Linked DNA regions of Homo sapiens: region 2 is linked to region 1. A link is a loop called in an ENCODE intact Hi-C map of the cell type or tissue named here. Cell type or tissue: ascending aorta. All regions are shown on one strand. Each heading gives the region's core, and the rest is flanking DNA. Links, peaks and the distances in the headings are about the cores only. Region 1 has its middle 39 kb from the start of CARTPT. Region 2 overlaps BDP1 (BDP1 general transcription factor IIIB subunit).

What was found. Hi-C counts contacts between places; a loop is a spot of excess contacts. Peaks named below come from ENCODE experiments on the same cell type or tissue, not always from the same donor. Only the 100,000 strongest peaks of a DNase experiment are listed, where the experiment ranks them.
Region 2: it touches region 1 in a loop (6-fold over the local background); 33 of 110 quality-filtered maps call a loop at or near these places.

What each region holds. Positions count from the first base shown.
Region 1 is chr5:71,755,905-71,761,288 of GRCh38, forward strand. It overlaps the pseudogene LOC100422013. Among named protein-coding and RNA genes, the nearest start is that of CARTPT, 39 kb to the left of the region's middle. In ascending aorta, for the core only: a CTCF peak has its summit at 2,236 (motif pointing left); a DNase peak (open chromatin) is centred at 2,157; H3K4me3 peaks cover 870 bases; H3K27ac peaks cover 638 bases.
Region 2 is chr5:71,473,196-71,478,579 of GRCh38, forward strand. The region is part of intron 7 of BDP1 (BDP1 general transcription factor IIIB subunit); the gene reads left to right. It also overlaps the pseudogene LOC100419852. Among named protein-coding and RNA genes, the nearest start is that of BDP1, 20 kb to the left of the region's middle. In ascending aorta, for the core only: a CTCF peak has its summit at 2,773 (motif pointing right); no DNase peak of the experiment used is centred there.

The DNA of each region.
Region 1 (5,384 bases), core at 258-5,257:
TGGCAGTTTAATTAGTTTTACGGTGGCATGTTTTATCACCTATAATAGTTCAGCCAGACACTGGCCATTAATTGGAAGAGCTGCATCAAGCTGTGTAGATGGGACCCGTAGACTCCCATCATGTCTCAGCTTGTACTCACTGAGCTTGTGTCATTACATACTGCCCATCCACCAGCCACTTCTTGAGTGAACGACAGAAAATTTTTGATCCTATGTCTTCTGTAGGATCTGGATGGTATCACATCTACTTCCTCAGAATGTCCTGTATCACTCAGAGAAGGAGCAGTTATTGCAGCCCCACAGTGGATCCCTGTGTGGAGGTGGGTTTGTTGCTGCCTGTGACTAGCAGCTCCTTTTCTGATGAGCTCCTTGGCTATGTCCAATTCTACCAAAGCAGCGTGAGTAGACTTTTGTCCACTGAGGGTTTTTAAAAATCTGTTGTGGAGCCCACTTCAGAAACTCTCAAGGGAACAGGCTCTGCCCCCTGTGCAGGCGGAGGTGTCCTAGACATGTTGCTGCTGGGCTCTGTGGACCTTTTTCCATCTGCTCATCATGCCCAAGGTCAGGTGGAGAGAGGCTTAAAATCATATTGAAATTTTAAAGTTGTATATCTTATGTCCAGCAATTTTACTTCTTAGAACGTACTGTGGCAAAATATTTACAGATGTGCAGCTATTCAGTGCAATATTATTTATGATAATAAAAACTAGAAACAATCAGCTGGGCCTGGTGGCTCACACCTGTAATCCCAGCCCTTTGGGAGGCTAAGGTGGGCAGATCACTTGAGGCCAGGAGTTTGAGACCAGCCTGGCCAACATGGTGAAACCCTGTCTCTACTAAAAATACAAAAATTAGCCAGGTGTGGTGGTGCTCACCTGTAATCCCAGCTACTCAGGAGGCTGAGGCAGGAGAATTGCTTGAACCTGGGAGGCAGAGGTTGCGGTGAGCTGAGATCATGCCACTGCGCTCCAGCCTGGGTGACAGAGTGAGACTCTGTAAAACAAACAAACAAACAAACAAACAAAAAACCACAAGCCAGGCACAGAAAGACAAGCTTTGCATATTCTTATTTATTTGTGGGAGCTAAAAATTAAAACAATTGTACTCATGGAGCTAGGGAGTAGGATGGTTACCAGAGACTGGGAAGAGTAGTAGGGGGAGGTGGAGGAAGTGAGGAGGGTTAATGGGTACAAAAAATAGAAAGAATGAGTAAGACCTAGTATTTTCTAGCACAACAGAGTGACTATAGTAAAAAATAATTTAATTCTACATTAAAATAACTAAAAATGTGTAATTGGATTGTTTGTAACACAAAGGATAAATGTTTGAGGAGATGGATACCTTATTTACCATGATGTGATTATTACACATTGCATGCCTGTGTCAAAATATCTCATGTACCCCATAAATATATACACCCACTATGTACCTACAAAAATTAAAAATAAAAAACAACCCAGAATAGAAACAGCCCAAATATTCATTGGCAGGGGAGCACTTTAATGTGAGCACATAGGGAATGGGTACAACAGGTGCAGAGGATGAGGCAGATCCATAGGTTCGTAAAGCTGCATGAAAAGTATCTGCAACCCACTGCCGACTGAACAACAGGAAAGTCAAGATCCATAGGAGGGGTCTGATGCCATTTCTGCAAAGTATCAACTAGTAACAACAGCAAGAGGGTAGTTGCTGCTTGGATCCACAGCAGTGTCCAGAGCCGTTCTGGAGCCATGTGCCTGCTCTGGATGCAGGGCCACCAGTTCTCAGCTGGAAAGTGAGACGATAGTGAGGAATCTGTTTAGCATGAGAGGCATTATTCTAAGGAAAGCAGCTACGGTTAAAATCTTGTGTGTGTGGAAAGGAATAAAGGTGCCCCTCTTGGGTGTGAAGAAGGCTGTGCCACAGACAGGAAGAGGACTTACTTGTAGACGTATCCCCAGAACCCCCACCCCTAAGAAACGTCATATTCACCACTTCCAGAATCACAGACTTGGCAGGGCTTAATCATTTTTATTTTAGCAGCTCTTGCTTTTAATGTCTGATTCATATGGGAAGAGCAGGGAAACAGGCCCAGTCTCTGGGGTCATGGGTCTTTAACCTCACGATGAACCTGCCGTGGAAGAAAGAGTTGTCACGTTGAACGCTGGCCTTGACGCAGTTCTGAGTAGTCCTGCTCTAAAATGCTGAGGCCAGGCACCGAAGAGACTGGTCTTCCACTGCCCTCTGCAGCAGAAAGAGAACACCGCAGTCAGGGACAGGATCTACCCAAGCCATATAGGTGTTTCAGCTGTGATTTTTTATTTTCTAAATTGACAAATAAAACTTGTATATGCTTATGGTGTATAACATGATGTCTTGATATACGTAAACATTATGGTATAGCTGAATCAAGTAGATTAACGTATGCAGTACCTCACATGCTTAGCATTTTTTTTTGTGCTGAAAACTTAAACTCTACTCTCTTAGCAAACTTCAAATATGCAATATATTATTATTAACTATAGTCAACATGATGTGCAATAGATCTCTTGAGCTTATTCCTCTTATCTAACTGAAACTTTGTGTGTCCCCAGACAGACCCCCACTTCCCTGCCCTCCAGCCCCTGGCAACCACCATTCTACTCTCTACTTCCATGAGTTCTACTTTTTGAGATTCCACATATAAATGGAACCTCTCATGCAGTATTTGTCTTTCTGGGCCTGGCTTATTCCACTTAGCATAATGTCTTTCAGGTTGATCCATGTTGTTACAAATGACAAGATTTTCTTCTTTTCAAAGCAGAATCATGTTCTATTGTGTATATATACCACATTTTCTTCACCCATTCATCCACTGGTGAACACTGAGGTTGATTCCTTAACTTGGCTATTGTAAATAGTGCTGCAATGAACATGGAAATGCAGATGTCTCTGAGACATACTGATTTCACTTCCTTTGGATGTACACCCAGTAGTGGGATTGCTGGATCATGTGGTAGTTCTATTTTTAATATTTGAGGAAGCTCAATACGGTTTTCCATGATGGTTATACTAATTTACATTCTCACCAACAGTGTACAAGGGTTCCCTTTTCATCACATTCTTACCAACACTTGTTATATTTCATATATTTGATAATAAACATTCTAACAGATGTGAGATGGTATCTCACTGTGGGTTTGATTTGCCTTTCCCTGATGATTAGTGAGTGAAGTGAGCATTGTAAAATATACCTGCTGGCCATTTGTATGTCTTTTTTTTTTTTTTTTTTTGAGAAATGTCTTCTCAGGTCCTTTGCCCATCTTTTTTTTTTAAATTTTATTATTATTATACTTTAAGTTCTAGGGTACATGTGCACAACGTGCAGGTTTGTTACATATGTATACATGTGCCATGTTGGTGTGCTGCACCCATTAACTCGTCATTTAGCATTAGGTATATCTCCTAATGCTATCCCTCCCCTCTCACCCCACCCCATAACAGTCCCTGGTGTGTGATGTTCCCCTTCCTGTGTCCATGTGTTCTCATTGTTCAATTCCCACCTATGAGTGAGAACATGAGGTGTTTGGTTTTTTGTCCTTGCGATAGTTTGCTGAGAATGATGGTTTCCAGTTTCATCCATGTCCCTGCAAAGGACATGAACTCATCATTTTTTATGGCTGCATAGTATTCCATGGTGTATATGTGCCACATTTTCTTAATCCAGTCTATCGTTGTTGGACATTTAGGTTGGTTCCAAGTCTTTGCTATTGTGAATAGTGCCGCTATAAACATACGTGTGCATGTGTCTTTATAGCAGCATGATTTATAATCCTTTGGGTATATACCCACTAATGGGATGGCTGGGTCAAATGGTATTTCTAGTTCTAGATCCCTGAGGAATCGCCACACTGACTTCCACAATGGTTGAACTAGTTTACAGTCCCACCAACAGTGTAAAAGTGTTCCTATTTCTCCACATCCTCTCCAGCACCTGTTGTTTCCTGACTTTTTAATGATCGCCATTCTAACTGGTGTGAGATGTTATCTAATTGTGGTTTTGATTTGCATTTCTCTGATGGCCAGTGATGATGAGCATTTTTTCATGTGTTTTTTGGCTGCATAAACGTCTTCTTTTGAGAAGTGTCTGTTCATGTCCTTCGCCCACTTTTTGATGGGGTTGTTTGTTTTTTTCTTGTAAATTTGTTTTAGTTCATTGTAGATTCTGGATATTAGCCCTTTGTCAGATGAGTAGGTTGCAAAAATTTTCTCCCATTCTGTAGGTTGCCTGTTCACTCTGATGGTAGTTTCTTTTGCTGTGCAGAAGCTCTTTAGTTTAATTAGATCCCATTTGTCAATTTTGGCTTTTGTTGCCATTGCTTTTGGTGTTTTAGACATGAAGTCCTTGCCCATGTCTATGTCCTGAATGGTATTGCCTAGGTTTTCTTCTAGGGTTTTTATGGTTTTAGGTCTAACGTTTAAGTCTTTAATCCATCTTGAATTGATTTTTGTATAAGGTGTAAGGAAGGGATCCAGTTTCAGCTTTCTACATATGGCTAGCCAGTTTTCCCAGCACCATTTATTAAATAGGGAATCCTTTCCCTATTTCTTGTTTTTGTCAGGTTTGTCAAAGATGAGATAGTTGTAGATATGCGGCATTATTTCTGAGGGGTCTATTCTGTCCATTGGTCTATATCTCTGTTTTGGTACCAGTACTAGAAAAGCAAGAGCAAACACATTCAAAAGCTAGCAGAAGGCAAGAAATAACTAAGATCAGAGCAGAACTGAAGGAAATAGAGACACAAAAAACCCTTCAAAAAATTAATGAATCCAGGAGCTGGTTTTTTGAAAGGATCAACAAAATTGATAGACCGCTAGCAAGACTAATAAAGAAGAAAAGAGAGAAGAATCAAATAGATACAATAAAAAATGATAAAGGGGATATTACCACCGATCCCACAGAAATACAAACTACCATCAGAGAATACTACAAACACCTCTATGCAAATAAACTAGAAAATCTAGAAGAAATGGATAAATTCCTCGACACATACATCCTCCCAAGACTAAACCAGGAAGAAGTTGAATCTCTGAATAGACCAATAACAGGCTCTGAAATTCAGGCAATAATCAATAGCTTACCAACCAAAAAAAGTCCAGGACCAGATGGATTCACAGCCGAATTCTACCAGAGGTACAAAGAGGAGCTGGTACCATTCCTTCTGAAACTATTCCAATCAATAGAAAAAGAGGGAATCCTCCCTAACTCATTTTATGAGGCCAGCATCATCCTGATACCAAAGCCTGGCAGAGACACAACCAAAAAAGAGAATTTTAGACCAATAGCCTTGATGAACATCGATGCAAAAATCCTCAATAAAATACTGGCAAACCGAATCCAGCAACACATCAAAAAGCTTATCCAC
Region 2 (5,384 bases), core at 295-5,294, 280 kb before region 1:
TAATTCATCTTGCTAAGTGTTTATTAATCTAAACATCTTTTTAATGAACCAACTTTTCTTAATGTAATTTTTTTTTTTTTTTTTTTTTTTTTTTTTTGAGATGGAGTCTTGTTCTGTAGCCCAGGCTGGAGTGCAGTGGTGACATCTGGGCTCACTGCAAGCTCCGCCTCCTGGGTTCATGCCCTTCTCCTGCCTCAGCCTCCCGAGTAGCTGGGACTACAGGCACCCGCCACCACGCCCAGCTAATTTTTTGTATTTTTAGTTGAGACGGAGTTTCACTGTGTTAGCCAGGATGATCCTATCTCCTGACCTTGTGATCCGCCTGCCTCGGCCTCCCAAAGTGCTGGAATTATGGGCGTGAGCCACTGCGCCTGGCTTCTTAATGTAAGTTTTAGGTTTCCAATTGTTGGTGTGTTTTTATTGATTTTTTTTTGTTACTGTTTAGCACTTCCTTCCATTTACTTTGTGTTTGTTTTTCTAGCTTCTTTATTTATTTATTATACTTTAAGTTTTAGGGTACATGTGCACAACGTGCAGATTTGTTACATATATGTACATGTGCCATGTTGGTGTGCTGCACCCATTGACTCGTCATTTAACATTAGGTATATCTCCTAATGCTATCCCTCCGCCCTCCCCCCACCCCACAACAGGCCCCGGTGTGTGATGTTCCCCTTCCTGTGTCCATGTGTTCTCATTGTTCAATTCCCTTTTCTAGCTTCTTAAGATGAAAACTTAGAGCACTGATTTTAAAGCCTTCTTTTTTAAAGTAGACATTTAAAGCTATACATTTCGTTTTTTTTGACACAGAGTCTTGCTCTGTCGCCCAGGCTGGAGTGCAGTGGCGGATCTCGGCTCACTGCAAGCTCCGCCTCCCGGGTTCATGCCATTCTCCTGCCTCAGCCTCCCGAGTAGCTGGGACTACAGGCGCCCACCACCATGCCCAGCTAATTTTTTTGTATTTTTAGTAGAGATGGGGTTTCACCATGTTAGCCAGGGTGGTCTCGATCTCCTGACCTCGTGATCCTCCTGCCTCAGCCTCCCAAAGTGCTAAGATTACAGGCATGAGCCACCGTGCCTGGCCTGTACATTTCCTTTTAAGCATCACTAGAGCTGTGTCCCACAAATTTTGATTTTTTTTTTTTTTGAGACAGTCTTGCTCTGTTGTCCAGGCTGGAGTGCAATGGCATGATCTTGGCTGACTGCAAACTCCACCTCCCAGGCTCAAGCAATCCCCTGCCTTAGCCTCCCAAGAAGTTGGGACTATAGGTGCACACCACTAACACCACTATGCCCAGCTAATTTTTGTATTTTTTTGTACAGATGAGTTTTCATCAGGTTGCTCAGGTGGGTCTCTGACTCCTGAGGTTGGCCAGGCGTGGTGACTCACGCCTGTAATCCTAGCACTTTAGGAGGCTGAGGGGGGTGGGTCACTTGAGGTGTGGAGTCCAAGACCAGCCTGGCCAACATGATGAAACCCCGATCCTATTAAAATACAAAAATTAGCCAGGTGTGGTGGCAGGCACTTGTAGTCCTAGCTACTCGGGAGGCTAAGGCAAGAGAATTGCTTGAACCCGGGAGGGAGAGGTTGCAGTGAACCGAAATTGCATCACTGCACTCCAGCGTAGGCAACAGAGCAAGACTCTGTCTGAAAAAAAAAAAAATATATGATCCACCCTCCTTGGCCTCCCAAAGTGCTGGGATTACAGGCGTGAGCCACCATGCCTGGCCCCCAGTATAAAATTTTAAGAATTATTAATTATTACTGATTAAGGTTATTAAATGCATAACACTAATTACTTGCCAGCTATTGGTAGTCTTTTTCTTCTCTAGTTCATCCAGGGAACTCTTAAATTACATCTTCAGCAGAATAATCCTTAAATGTACTTTATTTTAATTTTTTTTTTGAGACAGAGCCTCGCTCTGTTACACAGTGTGGAGTACATGGGCATGATTACGGCTCACTGCAGCCTCTGTCCTGGCTCACTGCAGCCTCTTACCTGCTGGGCTCAAATGATCCTCCCACCTCGGCTTCCTAGGTAGCTGGGACTACAGGCACATGCCACTATGCCCAGCTAATTAAAAAAATTTTTTTGTAGAGACTAAGTCTCACTGTGTTGCCCAGGTTGGTTTCGAACTCCTTGACTCAAGTGATCCTCTTGCCTTGCCCTCCCAAAGTGTTGGGATTACAGGCATGAGCCACTGTGCCTGGCCCTTCAGTGCACTTCATAAGCAAAATGGGAGCTTTTGTTTATGTACTTTTTTTGTATTTTGCTGTTCCTAATTTTATTCTGAAACTCAGTTTTACTCCAGGCCATAAATAACGTATTAACTTTGTAATGCACAGTTGTTTCCAGTTCAGCAAAGCAGTAGTTCATTATCAGGCTGTATTCACCCAGAGGTTAGGAAAACCAGGATTGGTCACACCTTTTAAAACAAATCTATCTCATGTTATTTTTCAATGTGTAGTTTCAGCCTAAATTCTGACAATGAAATTGTATGAATTCCTATCTGTGAGATGAGATATCTTGATTTTCAAAAGTAGCCAAAGGGAGTTCCTCGCAGCTTACCTTTGCTCGGCTGAAGCTGAAAACTTTGTAACTTCATATTGCCAGTGATTTTCCCTTTGCCTTGAAAGAAGGAGAACTGAGGATTCATTTTACCACTTCAATCACTAAAGCCAGTAAATCCTAGTCAGTCTTTGTGATTGTGTGGTCAGCTTTCTCATCTGAGTTAGAGTTAGAAAGCACTGATCCTTTGTGTTCTTTACCTCCACCACTAGGTGGCTTCTTTACCCCCTAGGCCATTCATTCTTCACCTTAAAGGCAAAAATACCACGGATTTTCTTCACAATCTGTCCACTTTCCTCTTCAGGCTTCCTCTAAATCTCTTTAAACACAAGATTTGCCTTAAATCCATTCCCTGTAAAGCTGGTTGGAGCAGCCTAATTTGATGAGTTCTAAAAGAACTGGCAGCTTTGAGAAAACACATCTTGTGAAGTGTTAAAACCCCAGCTTCTCTAAGGCCTAAATTATGCTGCACGCCAACCTTTGCATCAGGAGCTTGCCTCTTTCTAGCTTCCTTTCTCAGCTGCTAGCAAAGTTCAGCACACTGAACCAGCTGTTTATTGGTTTATTATAAAGGATATTATAAGGGATACAGATGAAGAGATTCATAGAGTACGGTCTGGAAGGGTCTTGAATGCAGGCACTTCTGCTGGAGGAGTTGGGGTGCACTGACCTCCCAGCACGTGGTTGCATTCACCAACCACGAAGCTCCTGAAAATCTCAGCCTTTTATTTGTTTGTTTTTTCCATAGCCCCAAATAACATGGCCAGCTTTGACTTTTTTTTCCCTTTTTTTTTAGACAGAGTCTCGCTCTGTCATCCAGGCTGGAGTGCAGTGGCACGATCTCAGTTCACTGCATCCTCTGCTTTCCAGGTTCAAGCCCTTCTCCTGCTTCAGCCTCCTGAGTAGCTTGGAATTACAGGCGCGTGCCACCACGCCCAGCTAATTTTCTTTTTTTTGAGATGGAGTCTCGCTCTGTCACCCAGGCTGGAGTGCAGTGGCGCGGTCTAGGCTCACTGCAAGCTCCGCCTCCCGGGTTCACACCATTCTCCTGCCTCAGCCTTCCGAGTAGCTGGGACTACAGGCGCCCGCCACCACGCCTGGCTAATTTTTCGTATTTTTAGTAGAGACGGGGTTTCACCCTGTTAGCCAGGATGGTCTTGATCTCTTGACCTCGTGATCTGCCCACCTCGGCCTCCCAAAGTGCTGGGAATTACAGGCGTGAGCCATCGTGCCCGGCCCCCCCACCTTTTTTTTTTTTTAAGTAGAGATGGGGTTTTGCTATGTTGGCCAGGCTCGTCTCAAACTTCCTTACTTCAAGTGGTCTGCCTACCTCAGCCTCCCAAAGTGCGGGGATTATAGGCATGAGCCACCGAGCCCAGCCTCTTTTTCCTTTCCTTTTCTTTTTTTTTCTTTCGAGACAGGGTCTTTGTTGCTCGGGCTGGAGTGCAGCGGTGCAACCATAGCTCACTGCCGCCATGACCTCCTGGGCTCAAGCAATCCTCCTGCCTCAGCCTCCTGGACCACAGGTGTGCGCTACTGTGCTTGACTAAATTTTTTATTTTTTGTAGAGAAGAGGTCTTACTGTGTTGCCTAGGTTTGTCTCAAATTCCTAGGCTCAAGCAATCCTCCTGCTTCAGCCTCTCAAAGTGCTGGCGTTACAGGCATGAGACACTGCACTTAGCCCTATATATTTTTAAATTCACCTTACAGTGAACTTATTTTATAATAGTTTAATGAGGCAGCTGGTCCAAGTGCACTGGTGTTTACAACTAAATGATCACAACTGATTACAGATTTCTTTTTTAATATTAAAAATTTTTTTTAAACACCAGCTGACCCATGTTCAGACAAATTTTTTCTTTTTTTTTTTTGATATAGGGTCTCACTCTCTGTTGCCCAGGCTGGAGTGCAGTAGTGTGATTGTGGCTACCTGCAGCTTCAGCCTCTTGAGCTCAAGTAATCCTTCCATCTCAGCATCCCAAGTGCCCAACTACAGGCATGTGTCACTATGCCCACCTAATTTTTCTATTTTTTTGTAGAGATGGGGTTTTGCCATGTCGCCCAGGCTGGTCTCAAACTCCTGGGCTCAAGCAATCTGCCGCCTCAGCCTCCCAGAGTGCAGGGATTGCAGGCTGAGCCACCATACCTGGCCCAGATAAATTTCTTTTATCCTACTCTACTGGCCTTAAAAACAAAAATAAACAGCCGGGTGCGGTGATTCACGCCTGTAATCCGAGCACTTTGGGAGGCCGAGGCAGGCGGATCACCTGAGGTTGGGAGTTCGAGACCAGGCTGACCAACATGGAGGAACCCTGTCTCTACTAAAAATACAAAATTAGCCAGGCGTGGTGGCACATGCCTGTAATCCCAGCTACTCGGGAGGCTGAGGCAGGAGAGTCGCTTGAACCCGGGAGGTGGAGGTTGCGATGGCCGAAATCATGCCATTGGACTCTAGCCTGGGTAACAAGAGCAAAACTCTGTCTCAAAAACAAAAACAAAAACAAGCAAACAAAAAAACAGCTCTCTCTCTCTACATATAGATATATATGAGTCTTTTGTCTTTTAAGGAAATCAAGTAGAAAAAAGCTAGTTTTTAGCATTTAACTATTTATTTACCATTTTTGGTGTTTTCATTTCTTCCTGTAGGTCCAAATGACAGGTCTACTGTTGAAAAATTTTCTGAGCTTTCATTTATCTGAATGTTTTTATTTCAGCCTTTCAGCCTTGTTTTTGAATGATATATTTTGCCAGTTTGACAGTTTTTTCTTTTTGGTCTTTTAAAGATGTCATTGTATCGTCTCCTGGCTTTCAGTG